Regions from separate parts of the Homo sapiens genome. Here region 2 is linked to region 1. Evidence: chromatin loops called from intact Hi-C (ENCODE). Cell type or tissue: heart left ventricle. All regions are shown on one strand. Each heading gives the region's core, and the rest is flanking DNA. Links, peaks and the distances in the headings are about the cores only.

Region 1 (5,375 bases), core at 244-5,243:
GTTTGTTTTTCCAGGTCTGACCGAACACTGAGTAAACTGCCCCTTCGTTGTTTTAAGTGCTCTCAGTGAATGCTTTTGCCTTGAACTACTCTGCCTTTTCTAGCATTAAAATTGCAACATCTTTTCATCCTCCTTTACAGATGTGTTTTTCATGCATAGCATATATTTTTACTTTGTGATCCATGGGCAGCTCTTCTTGTTAATAGGAAGGTTTGTCCTGTGTGCCTCCATGGACCCAGCAGACACACCAGGTCCCACTTAAGCCATCTGTCTTCTTGTTCTGGTATTTTGCTATGCCACTTTCTTTCAGAGAGTATCCACAGGTAGTTCACTTTGAGTCCTTTTCTGTTAAAGAAAAAGAAGTCTTTCTTTATTATGCCTTCACACTTGGTAGCTAAGCTAGGTATAGAATTGTTGGTTCAAAATAATTTTCCCTCAGAACTTGGAAAATTGACGTGTGTGCGCATGCTTGCATAACTAGAGTCAGGGCACGGGACATGTTTCAGAGAATCCTGTCGCTCCACAGCTTTTGGGTCAGACGTGCGTTTTTAATCTTACATCCTTGTGCTTGTCCTGTTCCTTGCTAGATGCTGGGGTCTTTCTTTTCAGGGCAGGGACTGTCTTTTCCTTTTCGACTTGCATCACAGGGTCTCTTAAGCTCATCTTTACATTTATTAAATGTAATGAATTTGATTTACTTTTAGCCTTTGGCTTATTGTAGAAACCAAGTAGGGTGGTGTTTGTAGTGGATACGAGATTTCTGTCCCATTATCTAATTTATCCTCGTGAAAAATTCCACATACATAAAAAGTAGTTTTTAAAGAGGTTCTTAAAGAAATGGGGATTATTATAAGGCAAGTAATTATTTCAATAAGTGACTGCCCAGGGTACACACACCCTTATCCCCGCTCTGCTGTGCTTATCAAGGATAAAGGCTTTCCCTTTCTCAGTTCCAGCAAGACAGCAATGAACTTACAAAGTCAAGTGAAATACCCAAAAAGTGTTCTTTTCCTAACCGGGTCCTCACCCGGTTAGGATCTGGGGTGTCTGGCTTTGTAGCTCTTGCCTTTAACAGGTTATTTTACCAACAGCAAAATTACTGTGCTGGGCAGTACACCTACTGCTGGGACAGGCGTCTCAGGCCAACCTGCGCATGCAGTCATGCAGGTGGCTTTTCCCTGTTAAGCAGGTAAAGTGGGCAGCCACTGTCCTTGGCCTGCGTCTTTCTTGCTCCATGTGCTTTTAAACCATTCAGATGAGACCGTGTGGGTCCTCCCTGACAGTCTGTGCTTGATGTCCTTATTATCGATGTTTGTTTGCAGCTGAGGAGTTTTTCATAGCAGTGTTGTGCATAGACCAGCACCGTGGAGGGGGAGTTTGTCATTTGAAGCTTTGACTCTAACCCCATTTCCCTTCTCTGCTCTTCCTGGGCCTGTCCAGGGTGAGGATCCACGACCTCCGCAGTGGTAACATCGCCCTGTCGCTCTCCGCCCATCAGCTCAGGGTCTCTGCTGTGCAGATGGATGACTGGAAGATCGTCAGTGGAGGCGAGGAAGGCCTGGTGTCCGTGTGGGATTATCGGATGAACCAGAAGCTGTGGGAGGTGTATTCCGGGTAAGGTGCATTCTAGACACTCTTGGGAGTTCCTAGTAGGAACAGGGAAGGCAGCACTAATCAGCCTGCACCAGGCACGGTGCTAAATGCCCCCTACCCCCCGGCTTCGCCAGGTGAATCCTTACTGTGACCCTAGGAGCCAGCTGCTGTCCCAGCACCGCTCTGCAGAGGAGGAAACAGGCTTGGAAATGGCGCTGGTCAGTGGGGATGCAGTTCCTGTCTCTGACATCATTCAGATCGCCACAATTCCTACATTAGCCAGGCCCAGCTTTCTCTAAGAATGAAACTACTTTTTTGCAAGTGCTATTCTGATTATTTTAGGATTTCTCCATCTTAATAAACAGAAAAGGGAACTCAAAAACATAGGAAGCTCGCTGGGCTAGACCAGGATGTGACACCCCACCTGCCCACAGGTGGAAGGCAGGGCTGGCCCAGCTGCTGTCCTCCACTCGAGTCCGTCATGTGTAACCATGGTTCTGCCCGTTGCTTAGACTTTCCTCATGCTGTTTACAGAGAAGAGCACTTAGGACTGAAGGGGTTCAGGCTCCAACGAAGGAGGAATTTGTCATTTCCACCTTTAACACCACTATTCAAAATATAAATAAATACTATCCTAAGCACAGGCTGATGGCGTCACAGAGGTAGGTAGGTTTACGCCAGTGGCACCTAACTGGTTAAGACATTTCCAGTGAGCCTGCTTCTGACCTTCAAAGCAGCAGCCCAGCCCAGGGCTGGCTCATCAGAGCTGACTTGAGCCCACCTGCCACCACCTCTACCTGGCCCTGCAGGCCTCGAACAGGAGACCCTGCGTTTGAGACAGGTGGGGAGAAAGGCAGCCGGCCCTCTCGCTTGCTGCCCTCAGCACCACTGTGAAGAGACATTCGGCCAGACACGTGGCTCACCTGTAATCCCAGCTACTCAGGAGACTGAGGAGCTCTCAAGGCCAGGGGTTTGAGGCTGCAGTGACTGTGTCACTGTACTCCAGCCTGGGTGACAGAATGAAACCCCATCTCTACAAAACCGAGATGATTCTGGGCCAGTGGCCTCTGAGCATGACAACATAGAAGAGCAGAAACAGGGCAAGGCCCTCCCACAGGAACTAAGATTTGTTCCCCACTTACCGCAAATCAAGGTAAACCGACCTCTGAGAACACAACCTCTGAGCAGCGACATGGTCTTTATGGAAGTGCAAGGTCAGCAATTTGACAGGTGTCTCCAAGAGGCGGCAGGGTTACATGCAGAATGGGCTTCTTCCTTGGAGGGCAGTGTTGGCAAACACTGTGGCCGGCACATTTTATCAGACAGAGCCCTGGGTACTGCCTGGCCCGCCCCCTCGCTGTGGCTGTGCCTGTTGAGGGCGCCTCGGCCCTTTTTCTGAATGGTGATGCACTGAATTGCCACCAGGTGGTGCCAAACGGCAACTAAAACTCCCGCACTGAAATTCCCGGAAGCATTGCCTTTGAGGAAAACCCTGGATCAGCCATCCAGGTCCTCAGGGATGGCTGCCAGCCCCCAACTCCAGTAGATCTCATTTTTCTCTCAGCAAAGCTTCACTCCCTGGGACAGGCCACTGAGATGAAGCCTAGCTAAGGAAGGCCTTCCCCAGAGGTGTGGCCCTGTCCCAGCACTGCCTCTGTCCCTGTGCGGTCCAGGCTTGTCCCCCACGTGGTCACTGTTTTCACCAGCACAAGGCTGACAGACACATGGTCTCCTGCCCAGAACTCACTGACTTGCTCAAGGCCTCACCTGCAGTGCCTGCTGCCAGGCCCCAGTCTGGCTGTTGTTTGGTCACTGTCATGTACCTCCCGCTGTCCGCTTCAGTCTCTTCAGCCCAGGTCCTCGCCTGCCTGACAGGGTGCCGTCAGTCCTCCAGGCTGCAGGCCTCCACCAAGCCTGCCCTCCCTCCCCGGGTCTTTCTCATCCTCCAGGTCCCATGCCAGGTCCACCAACACTTTCCTTCAGTCCTCCAGGCTGCAGGCCTCCACCAAGCCTGCCCTCCCTCCCCGGGTCTTTCTCATCCTCCAGGTCCCATGCCAGGTCCACCAACACTTTCCTTCAGTCCTCCAGGCTGCAGGCCTCCACCAAGCCTGCCCTCCCTTCCCGGGTCTTTCTCATCCTCCAGGTCCCATGCCAGGTCCACCAACACTTTCCTTCTGTGGGTGTCCCAACCCCAGGGAGGCAGGGACTGCTTCCCAGCTTCCCTCACTTCCAAGAATCCTTTGCTTTAGTCAAGGAGAGCAGCCCTGGCCCAGCCCACACAGGCCTCGTCCCCTCCTGTGCACCCCTCCCAGCCCACAGCACCTCCTGCTCCTCCCAGCACTTAACTCTGGGTCACACATTCTTTGTAGCTTGTAACATCGCTCGTGCTACAGAAACAATGGTCATGTTTTCTGGGACTGCATCTTACCTTCTTCACTAGCTAGGGCTCTCCCTGGGCCAGGCATCCACCTGGATGAGACATCTTTTTAATCCAGTGTCTCCTAGCTCAGTGCCGTGACCACAGCCGGTACTGCATGAAAGTTTCAGAATGAACGCAAACCTCTGTTCAAGAGACTTGGAACCATTTTGTTCCAAGATTTTCCGAACGTGCTTTCACCACCCAGGGTACGTGTGTCATTGCAGCCCTATGAGCAGGATGTGGGGGGCACCTTCATGGATCAACAGTGAACGTGCCCCCAGTGCTCCATAGATGATGGAGAGCCTGGCTGGGAAAGCTCAAGGGACTTGCCCAGGGAGGCAGCGATGGGCCAGTCTCTGTTGCATGTGGCTGATTCGTCTGCAGTAGGGTGTGCCCTTTATGTCTGGAATGTACCAGGTTGTGGGGGCAGATGCCAGCATGCGTACGGGGCATGCAGACCTGTTTACAAAGTCATGCCCAAAGCGTGGCCTGCTCACCTGAGCTTCGGGAACTGAGGTGAGACACTGCTTCCATGGGGGCCCTGTTCCCTCTGTGAAAGAGAAGCTTAGCTTTATGGGTTCTAGAATCCCCTGCAGCTCTGAACTCCCAGGCCTGCGGCAGCAAGTGCAGGCCCAGTGGACGCCCCCTTACGAGCTCTCTCCCACTGCCTTCCAGGCACCCGGTGCAGCACATCTCATTCAGCAGCCACAGCCTCATCACGGCCAACGTGCCTTACCAGACGGTAATGCGAAACGCCGACCTGGACAGCTTCACTACTCACAGGAGGTTAGTGGTGGGGCCGGGCGAGTAAGAGACCATCTTAGTTTGACTGATGTATAGAACCCCACCCCCCCCGCCGTGACACATTGCACCCTATGGGCTATACCCTCAGGCAGGGCCCTGCCTTTCTGCGAATTGGAAACATAAACGTGGATGCTGACCTGTACTGAGCACCCAGCATCTGATGCAGGACAGCCCCGTGGGGCGAGTCCACGCTGTCGGCTGTACAGAGAGGGAGGGCAAGCCGTATGCTGAGGGGCCTGCTGTGGTTAGAATCCTGTCAGGGGCAAGGCCCGCCCTCTTGAGTCCTTGCCCTGTGACACTCACTGCGCCCATCGGACTTGTGCACCCCCACGTTGACCGCTAAGCCGGGGACTGTGAGTATCTGACGCTGTGTGCCCAGAGAACGCGTTTGTGAAGCTGAACCTCTATCTGGTCTCAGGCGAACGCCTCCTGCACAGACAGAAGCGGCTGGGGTGAGGGCCAGCGAGGCAGCCCTGACCTGTCACCATCTTTGTGCTCTTTCTAGACACCGGGGGCTGATCCGCGCCTATGAGTTTGCGGTGGACCAGCTGGCCTTCCA
Region 2 (5,375 bases), core at 103-5,102, 130 kb after region 1:
TTTGTAGAGACAGGGTCTTGCTACGTTGCCCAGGTTGTTTTCAAACTCCTGGGCTCAAATGATCCTCCTGTCTTGGCCTCCCAAAGTGTTGGGATTACAAGTGTGAGCCACCACGCCTGGCCATGTTTGGATTTTCTTGCAGAGCTGCACAGAAATAGTAGAGGGTAAAGAAGCTGGGAATACCATCGAGACAAAAATCCCCTTTGCTCTAAGGGAACCACTGTTACCTGTCATTGGTAAACAGGACATAGGTATCTGAAGTACACAGAATTCAAGCAGGTAGTTTAGAATAACTGCTTTGTTGCCAGTTCGTCTGGAGCAGTTCTCATCTGGGGGCTCTTTTGCTACTAAAGGGACATCTGGTAAGGCCTGCAGACATGTTTGGTTGTAACTGAGAGCTGCTGCCAGCTTGCAGTGGGTGGAGGCCAGGGGTGCTGCTAAGTACCCTACAACGCACAGGACGGCCCCCCACAAACGGTTATCTTGACCAACATGTGACTAGTGCTGGGCTGACAAGCCCTGCTCCAGAGACCCAGCCCTGTGTTTCAGCATTGTTCCCTTCTCCTCCACTTTTTCCTTTCTATGTATTATCGAGGGACAGCCTGGTGTTGGTAACATTCGGCTTCTGTTGGGAGGAGGAAAGAAGCGGAAACTCAGGTTATCAAACACAGATGTGCCAGGGCAACAGGACCCAACAGCTACTACACAGAATTCTGAACATGGGCCCAGAACAAGATGCATGAGAAGTCCAGGCAGGAACGGTGGGAAACCAGGCAAGAAGTAAATGACAGTCCTCGAGGGTGCTCCCAGCCCCACTCCTGGCTGTTAGAGAGGAGCAAGGACTGGATTTGGTGCATTTACTGGCCTGAGCTCCTAGCTTGCTAAGAAGCAGAACAGGAAAAAATTAACAACATAATGAAGTTGGCAACTATGTATTATGAAAGAAAAATAAATGCCAATCCACTAAGAAGATTTTCCCAAAGTTTACTTGTAAGAAAAATGATAAATCTAAGTAACACAAAACTTAATTGAGTAAAACATGAACCAGGCACCACTTAAAAGTTCTGAAAAATCCTGAGAAATCTTCCTGGATTCTCTTCAAGTTTTCAGAGAAATCTGTCTGCTTATTTTAACGTTCAGCTACCCCAAAATATATGAATAAATACTATGGAAACACTACCCATGAGTCCTGTGTGGGCACCTGTCCTGTCCTGATCCGGTCTTCCTCTCCAAGAGAAAAGCACCATCGGTGCCAGTGTGTCGCTGCAGTCCTCCTGTGAGCACACACATAGGCAGCTAGATACCCTAAGTATACTTAAAATTTAGTACTGCTTTATGTGTGTGTACTTAAACAAAACGTATTCTAACCACTCACCCGCAACTGGCTTATTCAATTGCAGCTTAGTATTCATTCCAGTCTGCATAGACCCCAGGCTACTAGAAGACTCCTTGTGAATGACAATTGTCTTGCTATTTTAACAAAGGGGCCAAAGACCTCCTTGTACACGTGTGGAGGGATCGAGGTGGAACTGCTAGGCTGGAAGAGAATGTGTGCTTGAGATTTTTACAATTTGAAAGCGAAAGCCAAAGCATCCTCTGACATGTTTGTGCCACTTAACACTCAACCCCACCCCCATGCAGGGGATCCCCATTCACCTCACCACACTTGCCAGCAGGTACAGCTGGCCATGGACTGTGTGTGTGTGTGTGTGTGTGTGTGTGTGTCAGGCGGGAGGACTGTATGGGTGGAAAGTTGAGTTTGGAAGTATCAAATAAGTTTGTGTGTGTGTGTGTGTGTGTGTGTGTGTGTGTGTGTGTGTGTGTGTCGGGCGGGGAGGACTGTATGGGTGGAAAGTTGAGTTTGGAAGCATCAAATAAGTTATGGAAAAGGGAACCAACGTTTGTCGAGGACATGCCATGTGCCAAGCATTGTACAGGTGCTTTACCATTACAGACAAAACTTAAGAACGAGATTTTCACATGGTAGTTGAATTCCTGGCCTTTCAATACGGCGGCTGACCTAGACTCGGAGCTTCCGAGAAGTCCAGAAGGAGGCGGGACAGGAGCGGCACTCTCCCACCCAGGGCCATGAAAGTATCAAAGCGCGCCCCCTTGTGGGAACACAACATTACACACATGCAAGATGCCGGACATCCCATTAGGGTTTAGGTGAGAGAGTACACACCGGGGAAAGAATTCTCTTCATTGTACAAACTAAAACTATTTGAAGATGTCATATATGTATGTGATTTCTAATTCACTCTTCAACTCTCCGTGCAGAGCTAGTAATTAGAAAAGCATTATGAATGGGTTCTACCTGGGCTAATAGGATCATTGGAGCCAAAGGCTGGAAATTTAGATCAAGAAAAGTGTTTAAAAAATACATTTCATAAAAACACATTAACCCAGAAATGTTCAAAAAATATTTAATATGTGTTTTTAAAATTTGGCCTCTCACTGGCTAAAAATGGGCAAATGTGAGCATAAAATTGTCCCACGTGATTATAACACATTGAATAAATAAAAATCCAGGAATCTATGGCAGAGACAAGGGCAGGGGAGGAGAGAGGGAGGGGGAAGGGAGAGGCAGGGAGGAAGAAGGCGGCTCTTGTTCATTGAAGTAGAGAGAATAACAGTGGTGGAAAAATCACCACTCGGCAATTCTCATACAAAGATTTAGGCAAGGATATTCAAAAAGTGCTAAAACCATGATGTTCAAGGTCACTGGGGAACAGGATCTTTACAGGATGCTACAGAGTGACCACGTGGATTTCTTAATTGAAATAGTGAGTCACTATCTTAGCCAAGTGACCAAACTCAGTATCACTCACAGGGGGCCCCTGATGAGACCCAGTGGGAAGCACGGGGCGAGGGATGTGAAGTATCCTCCCCAAGAATTCTTATCCCGATCTAATCAGGACTCAGACTTCACTCCCAGCTGGCAGACATCATACAGTTAAGGAACCAATGAGGCAAATCCAAAATGTTATACAATTTACAAGACAATGGCCAGGCACGGTGGCTCACACCTGTGATCTCAACACTTTGAGAGGCTGAAGCGGGCAGAATGCTTGAGTCCAGGACTTCGAGACCAGCCTGGGCTACATGGTGAAACCCCATTTCTACAAAAACACAAAAAATAGCCAGGTGTGGTGGTGCATGCCTGCAGTCCCAGCTACTTGGGAGGCTGAGATAGGAGGATCAATTGAGCCCAGGAGGTTGAGGCTGCAGTGACTCATGTTTGTACCACTGCACTCCAGCCTGGGTGACAGAGCACCCTGTCTCAAAAAAAAAAAAAAATTTACAAGACAACCAGTCTGGATTCTTCAAAAAGTCAAAGTCATATGAAAAAGGGGGGAAAAAAAATGAAGAATGAGGAACTGTCTTTAATAAGAGAGACTAAAGAGAAAAAAAACAACCAAATGCAGTGAATGAATTCTGGTTGGATACTGATTTTAAGAAACAAGCCAAAAATAGGCATAAAGTTATTTTGTGACAATTGAGAAATTTGAAAACTATTAGATATTATAAAATAATTGTTACTAGGTGTGATAATGTAATTTGGTTATGCAGAGGAATCTCCTTATACTCAGACATAATTAGGTCATGTCTGCAATATTCTTTCAAATGGTGCAGGAAAACAGTAAAATCTCTATAGATAAAGCAAATATGGGAATCATTTACTGTTGAATTGACTAGAGGGTAAATGGGGGTATTTGATGTATTCTTTTAACTGTTCCACGTGCGAGCAAGAATGATGACTTCAAAGAAGATGAACGGAAGTGGGCTGGAGTATGTCAGGCGTGGGAACCGTGCTGGGGCTGTAAGGGGAAGGCCAGATCCCTAGGGCCTGGTAAAGCATTCTGCACTGCCTGCCGATGAGAAACTCCTGATGGTCAGTCAATTCAAGCAGCAAGTGGCCCGGTCCAGGGACACGCTAGGAAGATCCTCTTGCTGTTGCTAAGGAAAATGCCCGGTTGGGGACAGGCCGGGAGGCAGGTGCCAGTTAGGAAGTAGGCAAGCAGAGACCACCAGAATGGAAATGGGAGACACATGAGGAGACAGCAGTGGGTGTGTAGACAGATGTATCGCGAGGGCAAGGGGAGAAGAGCAAGACACGGCCCCCACGTGGTGTCACTAGTGAGATGGGGCAGGCAGGAGCAAGGGGGGTATGGGGGCACAATGAGTTCATGTTTTTTCTTTCTTTACAGAGATAATCGAGTTAAAACAATGGGTTCAGTGAGTCGGGGTAACAATGTTGGAGAGAAGACCCCTGAGAGCCCTCCAAGCACACATGCCCGGGGGCTGTTACAGAGGTGGGCACGGAGCCCAGAGAAGAGCCCAGAGAACACGGCTTTGGGAGTCACCAGCACATCCACAGACACCCCAAGGGGGAAGGAGATGAAGGCCTAGAGGAGAGTCCCCTGGAGAGGGAGGACCCTGAAGACAGCCACGTATCAGGCATGCTGGGGGAGATCTGCCCCTTGGCCCAGGACTCCGAGTCCCTCAGGAAGCGCTTGCTGACACAGCGCTGATGGAGCCGCCGGCAGAAGACGGGAACTCTCATAGTGTAGGAACAGCTTTGAAGTTCTACGTTTTAAATTCAAGAAGCCAATTTGCTAACATTACCCATCATTTAGTTCCATCTCAATTTAACAGATGGTAAAACCAACAAGCAGATATTAATTTTTTCAGTAATGACAATTTTATGACTAAACCTTACATTGCATGTTTACCTAGATATGATTAGAGATCAACTTCTGAAGTGAACATATCACAACCCCTAAAACCAAATACTTAAGACCAACCCTAAACAGTGAATAATGATGCCATGTGGTAAAGCCATAGACACTGGCCCACGGTGTTGTTGAAAAGAAAATGCTCATTTATTCTTGTGAACGCCATTTGTTGTAGGCTATCAAGCGTTTACCAGGTGACTTGTGCTGGCACCAGTGGCCCAGTGAATCAGTCAATAATGTCCAAATCATGTGTTGATTTTTAGAGATTGTTTATATTCGACACAGCTTCAAAAGTTAAATAACATTACCGTTGGTGCCTCCATCTGCCACAGGGAGCACAGAAACCCCTTACACCATCCCCATCACACTGAGACAGGGCAAGCGACCTGCAGTTTCAACAAACATTTATCTTGATGCTGCTGTTCCAGGGGATCCTTTCAGTTTCTGATTAACTGACAATAATCATTATTTTCCAGCCTTTTATTTTAAGATGAGGTCTCACTCTGTCACCCAGACTGGAGTGCAGCAACACAATCAGAGCACACTGTAGCCTTCACTTCCCAGGCTCAAGTGATCCTCCCAACCCAGCTTCCTGAATAGCTGGGACCACAGGTGTACACTACTCTGCCTGGCTAA

The links. Hi-C counts contacts between places; a loop is a spot of excess contacts. Peaks named below come from ENCODE experiments on the same cell type or tissue, not always from the same donor. Only the 100,000 strongest peaks of a DNase experiment are listed, where the experiment ranks them.
Region 2: a loop joins it to region 1, with 13 times the contacts of the local background. A loop is called at or near these places in 55 of 110 quality-filtered maps.

Annotation. Positions count from the first base shown.
Region 1 is chr12:117,022,707-117,028,081 of GRCh38, forward strand. It overlaps FBXW8 (F-box and WD repeat domain containing 8), which reads left to right. Exons shown (of 11, transcript NM_153348.3): 9 at 1,441-1,614; 10 at 4,688-4,798; 11 at 5,322-5,375. Among named protein-coding and RNA genes, the nearest start is that of TESC, 74 kb to the right of the region's middle. RefSeq lists enhancers at 1,419-2,618, 1,938-2,473, 2,474-3,009. In heart left ventricle, for the core only: CTCF peaks have their summits at 3,001 (motif pointing right) and 3,206; a DNase peak (open chromatin) is centred at 2,985; H3K27ac peaks cover 854 bases.
Region 2 is chr12:117,149,178-117,154,552 of GRCh38, forward strand. All of the region lies in intron 11 of FBXO21 (F-box protein 21), which reads right to left. Among named protein-coding and RNA genes, the nearest start is that of FBXO21, 39 kb to the right of the region's middle. In heart left ventricle, for the core only: a CTCF peak has its summit at 2,115 (motif pointing left); DNase peaks (open chromatin) are centred at 2,084 and 3,847; H3K27ac peaks cover 329 bases.